Regions from separate parts of the Homo sapiens genome. Here regions 1 and 3 are each linked to region 2. The links are chromatin contacts, found by Hi-C or POLR2A ChIA-PET in ENCODE. All regions are on one chromosome and are shown on one strand. Each heading gives the region's core, a stretch centred on a gene start or an enhancer-like site at or near the end of the contact. The rest is flanking DNA. Distances are from core to core; before and after follow the strand shown.

Evidence for each region. A loop is a pair of places that touch in the nucleus more often than their neighbours do. ChIA-PET counts read pairs that join two places held with the same protein, here RNA polymerase II (POLR2A). Pooled maps may share reads with other maps.
Region 1: a map with no recorded cell type shows a loop between it and region 2 (3-fold over the local background). The contact joins the promoter of VPS37B here to the promoter of CLIP1-AS1 in region 2. A Hi-C loop is called at or near these places in 1 of 37 single-sample maps with no recorded cell type and 2 of 50 pooled maps. POLR2A ChIA-PET finds 5 or more read pairs at or near these places in 1 of 52 experiments (Caco-2).
Region 3: a loop to region 2 is called in a pooled map, with 3 times the contacts of the local background. The contact joins the enhancer-like site here to the promoter of CLIP1-AS1 in region 2. A Hi-C loop is called at or near these places in 1 of 37 single-sample maps with no recorded cell type and 1 of 50 pooled maps. POLR2A ChIA-PET finds 5 or more read pairs at or near these places in 3 of 52 experiments (K562, activated naive CD8-positive, alpha-beta T cell and naive thymus-derived CD4-positive, alpha-beta T cell).

The regions. Positions count from the first base shown.
Region 1 is chr12:122,893,184-122,897,649 of GRCh38, forward strand. VPS37B (VPS37B subunit of ESCRT-I) reads right to left here and starts at 2,941. Exons shown (of 4, transcript NM_024667.3): 1 at 2,769-2,941. The coding sequence starts at 2,879. RefSeq lists an enhancer at 2,605-2,754 and a silencer at 2,935-3,084.
Region 2 is chr12:122,393,163-122,397,532 of GRCh38, forward strand. CLIP1-AS1 (CLIP1 antisense RNA 1) reads left to right here and starts at 2,380. Exons shown (of 3, transcript NR_045382.1): 1 at 2,380-2,503; 2 at 3,421-3,543. All of the region lies in intron 1 of CLIP1 (CAP-Gly domain containing linker protein 1), which reads right to left.
Region 3 is chr12:122,097,282-122,101,950 of GRCh38, forward strand. The region is part of intron 1 of MLXIP (MLX interacting protein); the gene reads left to right. Among named protein-coding and RNA genes, the nearest start is that of MLXIP, 21 kb to the left of the region's middle. RefSeq lists a silencer at 665-824 and enhancers at 679-1,332, 1,333-1,986. Within about 2 kb of position 1,275, at least 32 of the 41 ENCODE cell types and tissues checked have a DNase peak (open chromatin) inside an H3K27ac peak, as active enhancers do.

The sequences.
Region 1 (4,466 bases), core at 1,691-4,190, 500 kb after region 2:
ATCTTTCAAAAAGAGAACTATTAATATAAGTGATTAATTATTGCAATTACTTTTTATTGAGCCCTACTGATGGGCTGTGTTAAGTACTAATAGGCATCATCTCACCTGATCCTCACTCTATGAAATAGGTATTACTGTCATATTATCCTTTTCCAACAGATACTCAGGCAGGTGAAGTGACTTGCCTGCAATCACACAGCTGGGAAGCGGCCAAGTCCAGTCTGGAGTGTGTGATTCCAAAACCAGAATGTTCTTTAACACGCCATCACAAATGTTCCATTTGGTCAACAGTTCATAAAATATTTTCTTCTATTGTGTCTCACAATTACCCCCAACATAAGCCAATGCATAGCATTACCAGATGAGTGAAACTACCATGACCAAAAATTTCGGTTCACATTACACCCATTCCGAGAAAGGCACACCACACATGACCAGGACGACAGGATTGACAGTGATCCTCGCTAGGTGAGCTAAGGTATTTTGGTTTTCAAGTTGTTTCCTTGTTTTAAAAGCACTACACCCAGAAAAGCAAACTACTGCTGAGTAATTTAATGTGAACTATGCAGGCTTATCAAGTGGAGTCGCTCAGGCCTCAATACTTCTCTTGGGTATTCAGGTATGAAGGTCACTTTTACTCAAAAAAAAAAAAAAAAAAAAAAAATCCTGCCAGATGAATTTACCTTTCTCTTTAAAAAATAATCTTCAGGTTCTGAGGTAGAGGAAACAGGTGAGGTTGTCCCTAACAGCCTCCAAGTGAACAGAATGAACTTGATTCTTTCCACAAGCTTCCCTCCACTAAAGGCAGTTTATTTCTATTAATGTTCCACCAACAAAGCTACAGTACTCAGTTCTTACTGCAACAGAATAGTCACATATACCAAAATAACTTGTAGGCAGTGTTACACATTAGAAAAATATACCTATCATTTTATTATTAAACCAGAAAAACCCTGCTGACAATCAACAAAAGGTCTCCCAGCAACTGAAAAGCAGAGAAACTAAGCAAAGATTTTTTCTTTGGAGACATGAAACTCATTCAGCTAAGAAGGATGGATTTTATCACTTATTATTCTCCAAAATGGAAGGTGCCACATGGAGACCATAAACGGGGTACACTGCATCTTGGAGCAACGTTATTATGTGTCAAGTTACAAAGCCCATGAATACAAGGGGTGTATTAATGGAAAGACTGATACCATCTTACTACAGTGGCCTCTCTGTAGCTCCGGACAATGATCTGTTGAGGGTTTTCCAGGGATTTTGAATGTGCAACCTCCATACAAGCTCTCTTTTAAGGGGGCTGGCTTGGTGCTGAACAATCCCTCTTCGGAAAGAAAGCCAAAAGCCCCCACACGGGCTCCTGGGTGAGAGGCTCAGCACTGTAGGCGTGGGAAGGCTCAGACTTCAGAGACATAAAGGAGTGGTAGGTGGGCCAGGAAGAGCTGGGATTAGCCTGGGCCCACCTGCCTGGAGGAGAACCAGACCCAAAAGATCAGACTTTCCGAGAATGAGTCCAAATGGGTTGAGAGAAAGGGAGCACACACTGCAAATCTGCAAGGATGAAGTCAGTTACCCGAGAGCAAACCACACCTCAAGGTGTGAAGGAAGATAACCAGAAACAGGAGCTGGCACATGCCTTCCAGGGGCTGGGCAAGGCTTGACTCTCAGAGGTGAGGGTTGGCAGCCAGCCCCAAACCCCCATTTTAACTTCTTCCTGAAACTGCTCCAGGAACCTTCCTTAGTCCCAGACACGTGGGACGCAGTGGTACAAAGCCAGCCACACTAAATTTCCCACCTTCCCTTCCTCGGTGGAGGGGGCAACCCTTACAGAAAAACGTATCCTGTCGCCACCCTTAGGCCCATCCACGAACTCCCGTAACTCTGCTGGGGCCACTTCAAAAGAAGTCAGACTCCAGGGGCATTATTGGGACCCCTTAGATACATGGAACCTTCAAACCTTACCCTGGCTATGGTATGACCATGGACTCCTGCCTCCAAACCCTGGGCTGGGGACCCTCGCCCAACCCTTAAAGAGCCTCAGAACCACCTCATAGACTCAGCTACAGACCCTCAGCCTCCCGAACCCATCTTGGAACCCTCAATCCTCTCCTAAGAGTCCTATTTGGATAGTCCACTCAGTCCCCCAAAACCTACTCTGATCCCCTATAGCTGCCTCAGTCCCCCTGGTTGTCCCCAACCTTTCCTCTCAAAGGAAACCCCCCAACCTCTACCAGATCTAGCTCTTGGTCCCCCTCAGTCACCCCTAATCCTCGCCTCCGACTCAGCCCTTATTACTCTCCCCGCTCCTCCGACCAAACCAATCTCAGATCCCCCCAGTTCCGTCCTCTTCCGCCTAGACCCAACGATAGCACTCTAATCCCCAAATTCCCATTCCAGGCTCCCTAATCTCCACTTCAGACCCAGCCTTAAGTCTTCAGACCCAGCCTTAAGTCCTCAGCCCCACAAAACCTTGTCTCAGGACCCCCAATCGGCTCCCCAAGCCCCGTCTCAGGACCCTTTTTCCCGCCTCCGCCCTAGTCTCGGTCCCCTCAGTGCCTCAAACCCCCTCTCAGGCCCCCTATTCCTGCCTAAGCACCAGTCGCGGTTCCCTGGCTCCCGCACCCCGCCCCAAGCGCCCCCATTTCTAGCCCAGTCCCCTCAACACGACCGGAGGCGCCGCGGTCGCCTCCGCCTCCGGCCACCGTTCGAGGAGCGAACCCCGCTCGAGGCCTCACAGCCGCCGCCTTAAGCCCAGCTCGGCTCACCTCCTCCATCTTCTGCACCATCTCCGTCAGCTGGCCCTCGTCCTCCAGCAGCTCGTTGAGCTGCACCAGCGACAGCCCGGCGAACCGGGCTTCGCTCCCGGCGCCCGCCATCCCCACGTCTCGGCCGTCGTCGCCACCGCCGCTGCGGCCACCAGGCTCCGCCGACCGGAAGCGCCGCCCTCAAGGGCCGCCCCCCGCGGGGGGGACACGTGACGCCAGCCCTGGGTCGTGACGTCATCACCGCGCGGGCGGGCGGACGTGACGTAAGTGTCGCGGCTCGCTTGGAGTGGAATGTGTCAGGGACAGTCGGGACTTCTAAAGGGAGGGGAAGGGCCCTATGATTGGGCTGTGACGCGTGAGCGCATTAATGACGTCACTGCGGCTCGGGAGAGCGCGCCATGAGGTCATAAGAGCCTTTTTCCTCCAGGAAGAGAGATACCGCGATCCAAGGAAAACAGGCAGTGGGAAGGAAGTTCCCGCAGCCTGTGAGCCCAGCCCGATGCACGGAACCCAAAAGACAGAGACTTCATGGGGAAACAACTTTAGGTGTCATTGGTTACTTGGAATTGTGGAGCTGCCACGTCATTCATTTAACAAATATGTTTTGAGACCTACTCTGTACTGGGCATTGAGTATACAGTTCTGAATAAAGCAAAACGGACCCCTGCTTACATGGAGCTAACAGAATGAAAGAGGACGCAAACAAAACAAGAAATAAGTAAAATAATTAGGCGATCACAAATAAGGGAATGGACACTGAAATAAGAAAATAAAAAGACCTTTAGGGTAGTAAGAGATGGCACTTTCGGAGAAGGTGGCGTCTAAGGAAATGTGAAGGATGAGAAGGGAGGAACCAGCCACCATTCCTGTAGGAAGCTCAAGGCAGCAAAACCAGCACGTGCAAAGGCCCTGGGACAGGACTAACTTGGTGCATTCAGGAATGGGAAGAAGGCCAGTAAGGCTGGAGCATTTTGAGCAAGGACCCATTGAGTGGCCCCTTTGCATCACCTCAGAGGAAGGTGCCCAGACATCCAGGTGGGCCAACCTGTGCTCTTTCAGAAACAACACGATTTAGGGTGCAGTCGCTCTCAGTCTCTCAGCTACCGGGAAGCCTCTTAAGATCCAGGAGCCTGGGAACTCATTATCCTACTTTGGAATCTGTCACAGTTCTAGTTAGAAGAAACCTAAGGCTGAGGTTAACCATGACAGCCCCCTAATTTTACACATAAGGGAACTGAAGCCCTGAGAAGGGGAAATTTTTTGGGCTTTTGCTTTGTTTCTGAAAATCAAGTAATTGGCAGGTCTCCTGGCTCCCAGTCTGGCGTCCACCACGCTGGCATCATAACACACTGACCTCGTCTCATAACTCAGCTCTGAACACAGTCGAGGCATTCAGCAAATGCTTATCGGCAGACTTAGGGGCTTTGTGTATAAAGCTGATTCTTCTGCAACTCCATGGGTAAAACATAAGGTCTGTGTTCTCCATCCATACGTTAGGCTGGGCTCTGCCAACCTCTTCTCTCCTTCCAGCCCGTTGTACTAAGGGCTCGTGTTTGCAGAAAAATGATGAAAGTTAGAGGAACTATTGCTTTTTTTATTTTTTGAGACAGAGTCTTGCTCTGTCGTCCAGGCTGGAGTGCAGTGGTGCGATCTCAGCTCACCTCAATCTCCGCCTCCTGGGTTCAAGCGATTCTCCTG
Region 2 (4,370 bases), core at 1,130-3,629:
CTTGTTTTTTTTTTTTTTTTAGATGGAGTCTCACTCTGTCACCTAGGCTGGAGTACAGTGGCATCTCGCCTTACTGCAACCTCTGCCTCCTGGGTTCAAGGGATTCTCCTGCCTCAACCTCCCAAGTAGTTGGGATTACAGGCGTGTGCCACCATGCCCAGCTAATTTTTTGTATTTTTAGTAGAGACGAGGTTTCACCATATTGGCCAGGAGGGTCTCGATTTCCTGACCTCAAGTGATCTGCCCGCCTCGGCCTCCCAGAGTGCTGGGATTACAGGCATGTGCCACCATGCCCAGCCAGACTGGCAATTTCAAGTTCTTACAACTTATGTGTACAGGATGGCTCATTTCTACAAAGCTATCTTAAAGACAACCCAGTTAAAGAGAGACATTTGAAAGGGCATACACCTAGTGGACCCATAAAGGGCTCTTAGTCTCTAAGAAAGTGTTTTAAGAGTCTAGATCTTGGCTGGGCACGGTGGCTCCCACCTGTAATCCCAGCACTTTGGGAAGCTGAGGCAGACAGATCACCTGAGGTCAGTAGTTCGAGACCAGCCTGGACAACAAGGTGAAACCCCCATCTCTACTAAACTACAAAAATTAGCCGGGTGTGGTGGTGCGCACCAGTAGTCCCAGCTATTCAGCAGGCTAAGCCAGGAGAATCACTTGAACCTGGGAGGCAGAAGTTGTGGTTAGCTGAGATCAGACCACTGCACTCCAGCCTGGGTGACAGAGTGAGATTCTGTCTCCAAAAAAAAAAAAAAAAAAGATTCTAGGTTTTATGTATTTAAGAAAATAGGGACATGTGACTGTTTCGGAGGGGGAAAAACAGAGAACACACAGGGCAATGCTTTTAAAAGCACAGTCTACTTCAAAAAACAGGATGTGATGTCTCTCTGACACTGACATGCTTTATGGGTGCAAAGCAATAAGAAAATTATTATTTGGGAGGTGGTGCATCATCTCTCCACTTAAACTCACAGTCAAACTTAGAAAAAAGTTCCATTGTTTACGTACTGCATTACTTAAATAAAAGATGAAAAGGGGCCGGGCGTGGTGGCTCACGCCTGTAATCCCAGTACTTTGGGAGACTGAGGCGGGCGGATCACTTGAGGTGAGTTTGAGACCAGCCTGGCCAACATGGTGAAACCCCGTCTCTACTAAAAATACAAAAAAATCAGCTGGGCGTGGTGGCACGTGCCTATAATCCCAGTTACTCTGGAGGCTCAGGCACGAGAATCGTTTGAAGCCGGGAAGCGGAGGTTGCAGTGAGCCAAGATTTCGCCACTGCACTCCAGCCTGGGCAACACAGTGAGACGCTGTCTCAAAAAAAAAAAAAAAAAAAAAAAAGATGGAAAGGGACAATTTATCAAGTGTTTGCACCCAGAATACAGAAACACAGGGTTTTCTAAGTTTTTATTTACTTAAAGGGACAATCCTTTAGGCCAGGCACAGTGGCTCATGCCTGTAATCCCAGCATTTTGGGAGGCCGAGGTGGACGGATCACGAGATCAGGAGATCGAGACCATCCTGGCCAACATGGTGGAACCGCATCTCTACTAAAAATACAAAAATTAGCTGGGTGTGGTGGTGCGCGCCTGTAATCCCAGCTCCCAGGAGGCGGAGGTTGCAGTGAGCCGAGATTGCATCACTGCACTCCAGTCTGGCGACAGCATGAGACTCCGGCTCAAAAATAAAAAAAAAGAAGGACAATCCTTTAAAAAGTTAATATTAACCCTCAGAGACTAGCTTTCTGAATATCTGTACGAACCAACACCTTTTCTTCCAACTCCAACTGAAACAGGTATAAACAGCACAAGGCAAAATAATCAAAAACAGATGGTGACAACTTCTCGATTGTGATGCATCTGAATTGAGACCTCTGGGTCATAAAGAATTTCTGCCACTGATAACCTAGTCTAATCATTTCAAACTGTTACTTTTTCACAGAAGAAAAAACTTTATGTTTATTTGCAGAAAAAATGGATAGTAAATTCCGTAGCAAATAGAGCTACTGACTAATCACGTACACACAGTAAAAACACTTTCTATTCAACTGTGGAGTTTTCTGCCTTTAAAAGTCCTGCCAGAGGATACTCACAATAATTTTCTCATCATTATACGATCTCTTTCAGCAAAATAAAGAGGGCCTGGTGTCAATGTCTTTACTTTTTATCTATAAGAAGTTGAAGAAAATCAACACAAATCTAGAATATGAAAATAGTACCTCATGGTGTCTGTAGAATCGGGGCAGGCATCAGCTCATATCCTGCCAGAAGCTGGGCAAACATTTTGAACAGCCTGGCTATGAGGTCATGACAATGACCTCACAAACAGGAATTCTCATGTTAGTCGCCCTCTGGGCTGAAGCCTCACCACTTTAAAGGAATCTGGAGCTGATGACTCAAGAAATGTCCTTCCTCCTAAGAAATTATCCTCCCATCTGAGATTAGCAGCATCTAATCTCAGTTTTCTCCACTGCTGACCAGCATCAGCAACACAGGTAAGCAGAGACAAGCAAGTCCACCTAAATAGCTGAACACCAGTCATGTACGCATATCTGTATTACCTGCAAACTTCTGGTACGCAAGTTTTTATTTTGGTTCGGTTCCAAACACTTTTTCTTAGTATTCTTTACTGGAGGATTGGGCTACATTTAAGCATCCCCGCCAGGCGTGGTGGCTCACGCCTGTAATCGCAGTACTTTGGGAGGCCAAGGCAGGCTGATCATGAGGTCAAGAGATAGAGACAACCCTGGCCAACATGGTGAAACCCCGTCTCTACTAATACAAAAATTAGCTGGGCATGGTGGTGCGTGCGTGTAGTCCCAGCTACTTGGGAGACTGAGGCAGGAGAATCTCTTGAACCTGGGAGGTGGAGGTTGCAGTGAGCCGAGATCGTGCCACTGCACTCCTGCCTGGCGATAGAGCAAGACTCCATCTCAAAAAAAAAAAAAGAAAAAGGAAAGAAAAAAGAATCCTGATAACTGAGTAGAAAATAAATCATAAACTTAAAATGTTACCCTTGCCATCCTAATAAACTATTGAGTTCACCAGCCCCAATATTTACCCTGTTTACTAAGGAGAAGTGGAGATTAAGATGTCTAAGTCATTTTGAAAATGCCAGAAGAATAAAGCCTCGGGACAGCTCCGGAATAGCCCTGTGTATCTTTGTGAGGAAAAGGCAAAATGGCCAGGCTGTTGTTTCCTCCCTCTTAAGAGTTTTGAAGTTTGCAAGCCAGCACAGAGTAAGAATTAGTGACATTTTATTATTTCTAAGTGCTTAAAAATTCTGAAATTGAAGGGAACTGTAACAGGGACTCAGAACAATTATCTCAATGGAATCACTGGTAATTTTTATCTGTGTTTTCTTGGGTCTATAGAAATTTTATTTAATGAACAGGTATAATTAATTTCACAGGCAGAAAAAAAATTCTTTTGAGCCACAGTAAAACGGCTTCAACCGAAAGAGTGAAGAAACAGACTCTACTGAGCTGCTTTCTCCACAGAAACAAGAGTGCAGTACAGCCAAGCCAGGATGGAAGTGAATACATATGGAGAGGGGGAGAGGGTGGCTAGCTGTTCACCAAGACTTTTTTGTTGTTGTTTATTTTTTTTTTTTTGAGGCAGAGTCTTGCCCTGTTGCCCAGGTTGAACTGCAGTGATGCACTCATGGCTCATGGCAGCCTTGACCTCCCAGACTCCAGCCATCCTTCCACCTCAGCCTCCCAAGTAGCTGGGACTACAGGCAGACACCACCACACCCGGCAAATTTTTTTTTTTTTTTTTTTTTTTTTTGTAGAGATGGGGTTTTACCATGTTGCCTAGGCTGGTCTTGAACTCCTGGGTGCAAGCGATCCACCAACCTTGGCCTCCCAAAGTGCTGGGATTACAGGCGTAAGCCACCGTGCCTGGCCTCTTTTTCTTCCTGGATTCACACCATATTTCCCAGCTCCCGCTACAGTTCAGTATGATCACGTGACTGAGTTCTAGCCAGTGGAATAAGTGTGTGAGGCATGTGCCACTCTAGGCCTAGCCCAGAGGAACCTACTGTGTACAATCCCCCATGCTCTTTGCCCTTCTGATGGCTTGATGGAGACAAGCCCAGCAACCTCGAAAGCATGTACTGAAGACAACAGAATCAAAAGATGGAAGAGTTCAGGCGTGTGGCTCATGCCTGTAATCCCAGCACTTTGGGAGACCAAAGTGGGTGGATCATCTGAGGTCAGGAGTTTGAGACCAGCCTGGGCAACATGGCAAAAACCTCTCTCTACAAAAAAATACAAAAATTAGCCGGGCATAGTGGTGCACGCCTGTAATCTCAGAGGTTGCAGTGAGCCAAGATCACACCACTGCCCTCCAGTCTGGGCG
Region 3 (4,669 bases), core at 25-2,524, 300 kb before region 2:
TGGCCTCACTACAGGTGTGAGCCACTGCACCCAGCCTTAATTTTAAAACATAACCAGGGCCAGGTTTGGTGGCTCACGCCTGTAATCACAGCACTTTGGGAGGCTGACGTGGGAGGATCACTTGAACCCAGGAGTTCCATATCATCCTGGGCAACATAACGAGACCCTATTTTTACAAAAACTAAAAAATTAGCCAGGTGTGGTGGCTCACACCTGTAGTCCCAGCTGCTCAGGAGGCTGAGGCGGGAGGATCTCTTGAGACCAGAAGTTGGAGGCTGCTGAACTATGATCACTGCACTCCCGCCTGGGTGACAGAGTGAGACCCTGCCTCTAAAAAAAAAAAAAAGTAATTAATTAATTAAAATTGCTCAGGCCCAGCTGTGTGAAGGCCGGTGTCCCCACACTGCCCACCATCCCCCTGCTGTGTTCTTGCTGAGAGTTCCTTACTGAGGGCTCCATTTCCTGGCCCGGTGGAATGCCTGCTCCCAGCTCCCTACTCTCCCAGGCTGCTCCCTTATCTATTGGGCCAGTCTCTGTTTCCCTTTAGTTTTGGAATCCATGGGTTCCCCCTCCCCACAAGAAACCTTGGCAGAAGGCTTTGTCCATAGGGAAGCAAAGAACCCAGTTAGCAGCTCAGCTCTGGCCTGGCCTTGGCCTTGACCTTTCACAGTACTGTGAGCCAGCAGGTAGGTAAGCTCACTGGTGCTATGCACGGCCTCCTTCAGATCCTTCTCAGGGCAGCCTACCAGAGACTGTATTTGCAGAGGAGCTGGCAGGGCCTGTGTGGAGCCAGCTGCGCTGCGCCTGATAAGTTTGTTTGCTTATCTTTGTTTGTGTGCTTGTTGCTGGCTCCTTGGAGCTATGGGTGTGTTTGTGGGGTGTTGGAGATGACTGACCCTGATTGGTAAAATAGGGATGAAGCGAGCAGGGCAGGGTGTGGTGTGAGAAATAATGTCATCTATTCTTCCGGTGCCCCCCACTTCTTCCCCACAGAGAGATTTTCCTTCTGTTCCCTGTCCTAGAGGGCCCTGGGGCAGCAGCTTTTAGGTTCTTGGAAAGATGGGGAGCAGCCACCCCCGCTGAGCAACTCAGATTGAGGTTGGGGTGTGCTGCCCTCCCAGACGACTGGAAGATTGACACAGCAGCGCTCTTTCAGTTCTTTGTTCTTTGTTGGCTGGGATCACTGGAAATATATCAGTGAGACTTAAATGTGTCCTGGGAGCTTGAGCTGCCCAGTAGGCGACCCATGGCTGCAGAACAGCCAGCTCCAGCAATGTGTCATCCTGGAAGGGCAGCTGGCCTGCCTTCTGTCAGGTCACATGGGTTGGCTGATGTTGGTTTCTGTGTAATTTTTTTCCTCCTTTTTAACATGGTGCCTCAAAGTCACGGGGACTTGAGGGTAGAAATTAGGAGGGAAGGGCAGGTTTTTCAGCTGGCTCTTGGGCTGTGCTTGACAAAGCCATCATTGTTTTGAATAAAGTGCCAGTTGGTGTGGTTTGCGTCGCTCCGGTGCTCTGAAATTGGCTTCTCTTCTTCCACCTCTGCTGCTGATCCTGGGGGTGGGCTGGGAGGAGGACCACTGGTTCCAGAGAAGAAACCACTTCCCTTTGCCTCCCTGCTCAGCAGGAGCAGCGGGAACAGCGTCTTAGGACAGTGAGTTAACTACTGCAGAGCAGCTGGGCGTGGTGGCTCACGCCTGTAATCCCAGCACTTTGGGAGGTCAAGGCGGGAGGATCACTTGAGCCCAGGAGTGTAAGACCAGCCTGGGCAACATAGCAAGATCTTCTACAAAAATTATTTAAAAAATTAGCCAGTCATGGTGGCATGTGCCCGTGGCCCCAGCTACTTGGGAGGCTGAAGTAGGAGGATGGCGTCAGCTGGGGAGTTTGAGGCTGCAGTGAACCATGATCGTGCCACTGCACTTCAGCTGGCCTAGGCAACAGAGCAAGGCCATGTCTCCAAAAAAACCAAAACAAACCAAAACAAAACCCCAAAACAAACAAACACAAAAACCAAACTATTGCAAAGCAGATTGCTGTCTCTTGGTCCAGAGGGCATCCTGGACCCCAGCTGTTGGCAGCCAGCGGGCATCCTGGACCCCAGCTGTTGCAGCCAGCCTTGCCTCTTGGTAATGCCCTGGGGGCATTGCCCTTCCAGGCATCGTGCTGCGCACTGGTGGCCCCAGCCTCACTTGGCCCTAGCCTGTTCCAGACATGAGACCGCCTGCTGTGGTCAGGTTCCCCACCTGCTGTCCCTGCAGCCCGGGCTGATTTCCCCAATGACCTTTTTGGTCTGATGTCTGTCCCTATCATGTGTATGATGCCTCAGGCTACAAATAACCAGCAAGAGAGAACAGTTCCTCTGCTGAACTCCCTCAGGGGGAGGAGCAGAGCCTCAGGGCTTTGGCTTTCTGATGCCAACTTAGGTTGCATTGTCCTACCTCTGCGCCTCCTTGGTTTCCTATTTGTGTGGCTATATGAGGAATAGTCCTCATATCCAAATATATTTGTGGAAATCCCAGCCCTGAAGGAGTTTAGGGCATTAGGAGAACTCCCTTGGTGGGTGGGAGGGTGGAGGCGGCTCACATGGAAAGGTGTTTGTAGTGAGAAGATGGAGACTACATTTCCTCCCCAAGTCAGGAACTTCGTTTCTCTGCATTTGAATCAATAGCTCTCCAAGTGCAGTGTGGTTATACCCCGACATTTGAAGAGCCAGGAAGGAGGAAATGCAGAGTGCAAAAACATGTCAGGTCTCTGCCCCAGACAGCCAAGTTCAAGTGTTTTTTTTTTCTCAAAGATGGAGCTGCAGTGCAGGAGGAGTGTAGACCTGGTGAACAGAGCTGGGTGGTCAGGTGGCAAGATGAAATGACCTTATCTACAGGGTTAGTTATTCAGACTGACTTGGGAAGCACCTCTGTGGTACCATTTGAGGAGCACAGAAGAATCTGTGAATGGATCTAAAATGACTTCTTTAGGTCAGTCCTTTGAGTTTTATGGGATTAAGGTTGGCTTGCTATTAAAATGTGTTTGTAAAAATACCTAATTTGCCCCTCTCTTAAGGAATAGAGCTTCCTTTGATATTAACCAGTTTTCTAGATCACTGTTTATTTTGTTTAATCATCTCTTTTACAAAATTAACCATTTTTAATGGGAAGTAGAAATCTGTCTCAAATGCATACTCATTTTTGCTGCTTTCTTGAACATATTGAACATAACTTTTGATTATTTAGAAACATATTTTTGAATATTATTTATTGCATTATTGTGGTAATCTTTCATTGTTAAGGTATATTGAATTCTCTGTTCAACAGTCCCAGACTTTCTCATGAGTTAGGTTTTCAACTTGAATGATCATCTCCTCTAGGCTTTTGGCTGTCACTTGCTCAGCAGTGAGTTTCCCTTTTTGTCTGGTGTCTCCCATTTTCTATTGGTTTGCATAACTTGTTAAATTGAGTGTAAAACAAGGGTAATTAACTTAGTGAGGGTTTAGAGACTCTCCTCTGAGTCAAGTGCACAGACCTTTGTTATCTATCTTGAATTACTTTTACTTACTTCTGGATAACTAAATTAAGCTCCAGATAATTGTGAGATAATGGTATACATACAGACTCCTTTTACAGAATACTCCGAAGCCATTATTAGCCAGTTATTAGCCAGTTACATCAGTGAATGTTGTTCACCAGATTAACTTGTATGTGTAATAGAAATTATCTGCAAATCTTGTGAAAGGGCAAAGATCCTCAACTCTTCAAAAAATTATAATATATTCTCATTTTTGAAATCTGGCAAATAAGTAAACTCAATCAACAGGGCAGACTATGTCCCCGGGCTAACTGAATTTTACTTTTTGCCAATTATGAGATGGACATTCACTTCTTCCCCTTTGCCAAGAGGAAATCATTCTGTGGAGGTTCTTTTCCTTCCTCCTCCCTCATCACATAGAGGTGTATGCTCATGGTCAAATGCAGGATTCAGACATTTTGGAAAGACAGGAAGAAAAGAGCCCTGGAAAGCTGCTCTTAGAGTTACACCCTGTTGTTTTGTCACTTTGCTTTTTTTTCTTTTTTTTTTTCCTGTGCCCATGTAGGTAAAAATAGACCTGCAGCATCATTTTCAGTTGTCTTTTGAAGAACAAAAGTTTTTAATTTTGAGAAAGTCTAATATATGTCTTTTTTTTTCTTTTCATGCTTTTTGTGTTGTATTTAAGAAATCTTTGCCAATCCAAGGCCTGTAAGATTTTTCTCCTGTATTCTCTTCAAGAAGTTATTTATTTATTTATTTATTTATTTTTTTCTTTTTTTTTCTTTTTTTTTTTTTTGAGACGGAGTCTCGCTCTGTCGCCCAGGCTGGAGTGCAGTGGCGGGATCTCGGCTCACTGCAAGCTCCGCCTCCCAGGTTCACGCCATTCTCCTGCCGCAGCCTCCCGAGTAGCTGGGATTACAGGCCCATGCCACCATGCCCAGCTACTTTTTGTATTTTTAGTAAAGACAGGGTTTCACCATGTTAGTCAGGCTGGTCTCGAACTCCTGACCTTGTGATCCACCCACCTTGGCCTCCCAAAGTGCTGGGATTACAGGCGTGAGCCACCGCGCCCGGCCTTCTCTTCAAGAAGTTTTATAGTTTTAGCTTTTACATTTAGGATGTGAACCATTTTGAGTTAATATTTGTAT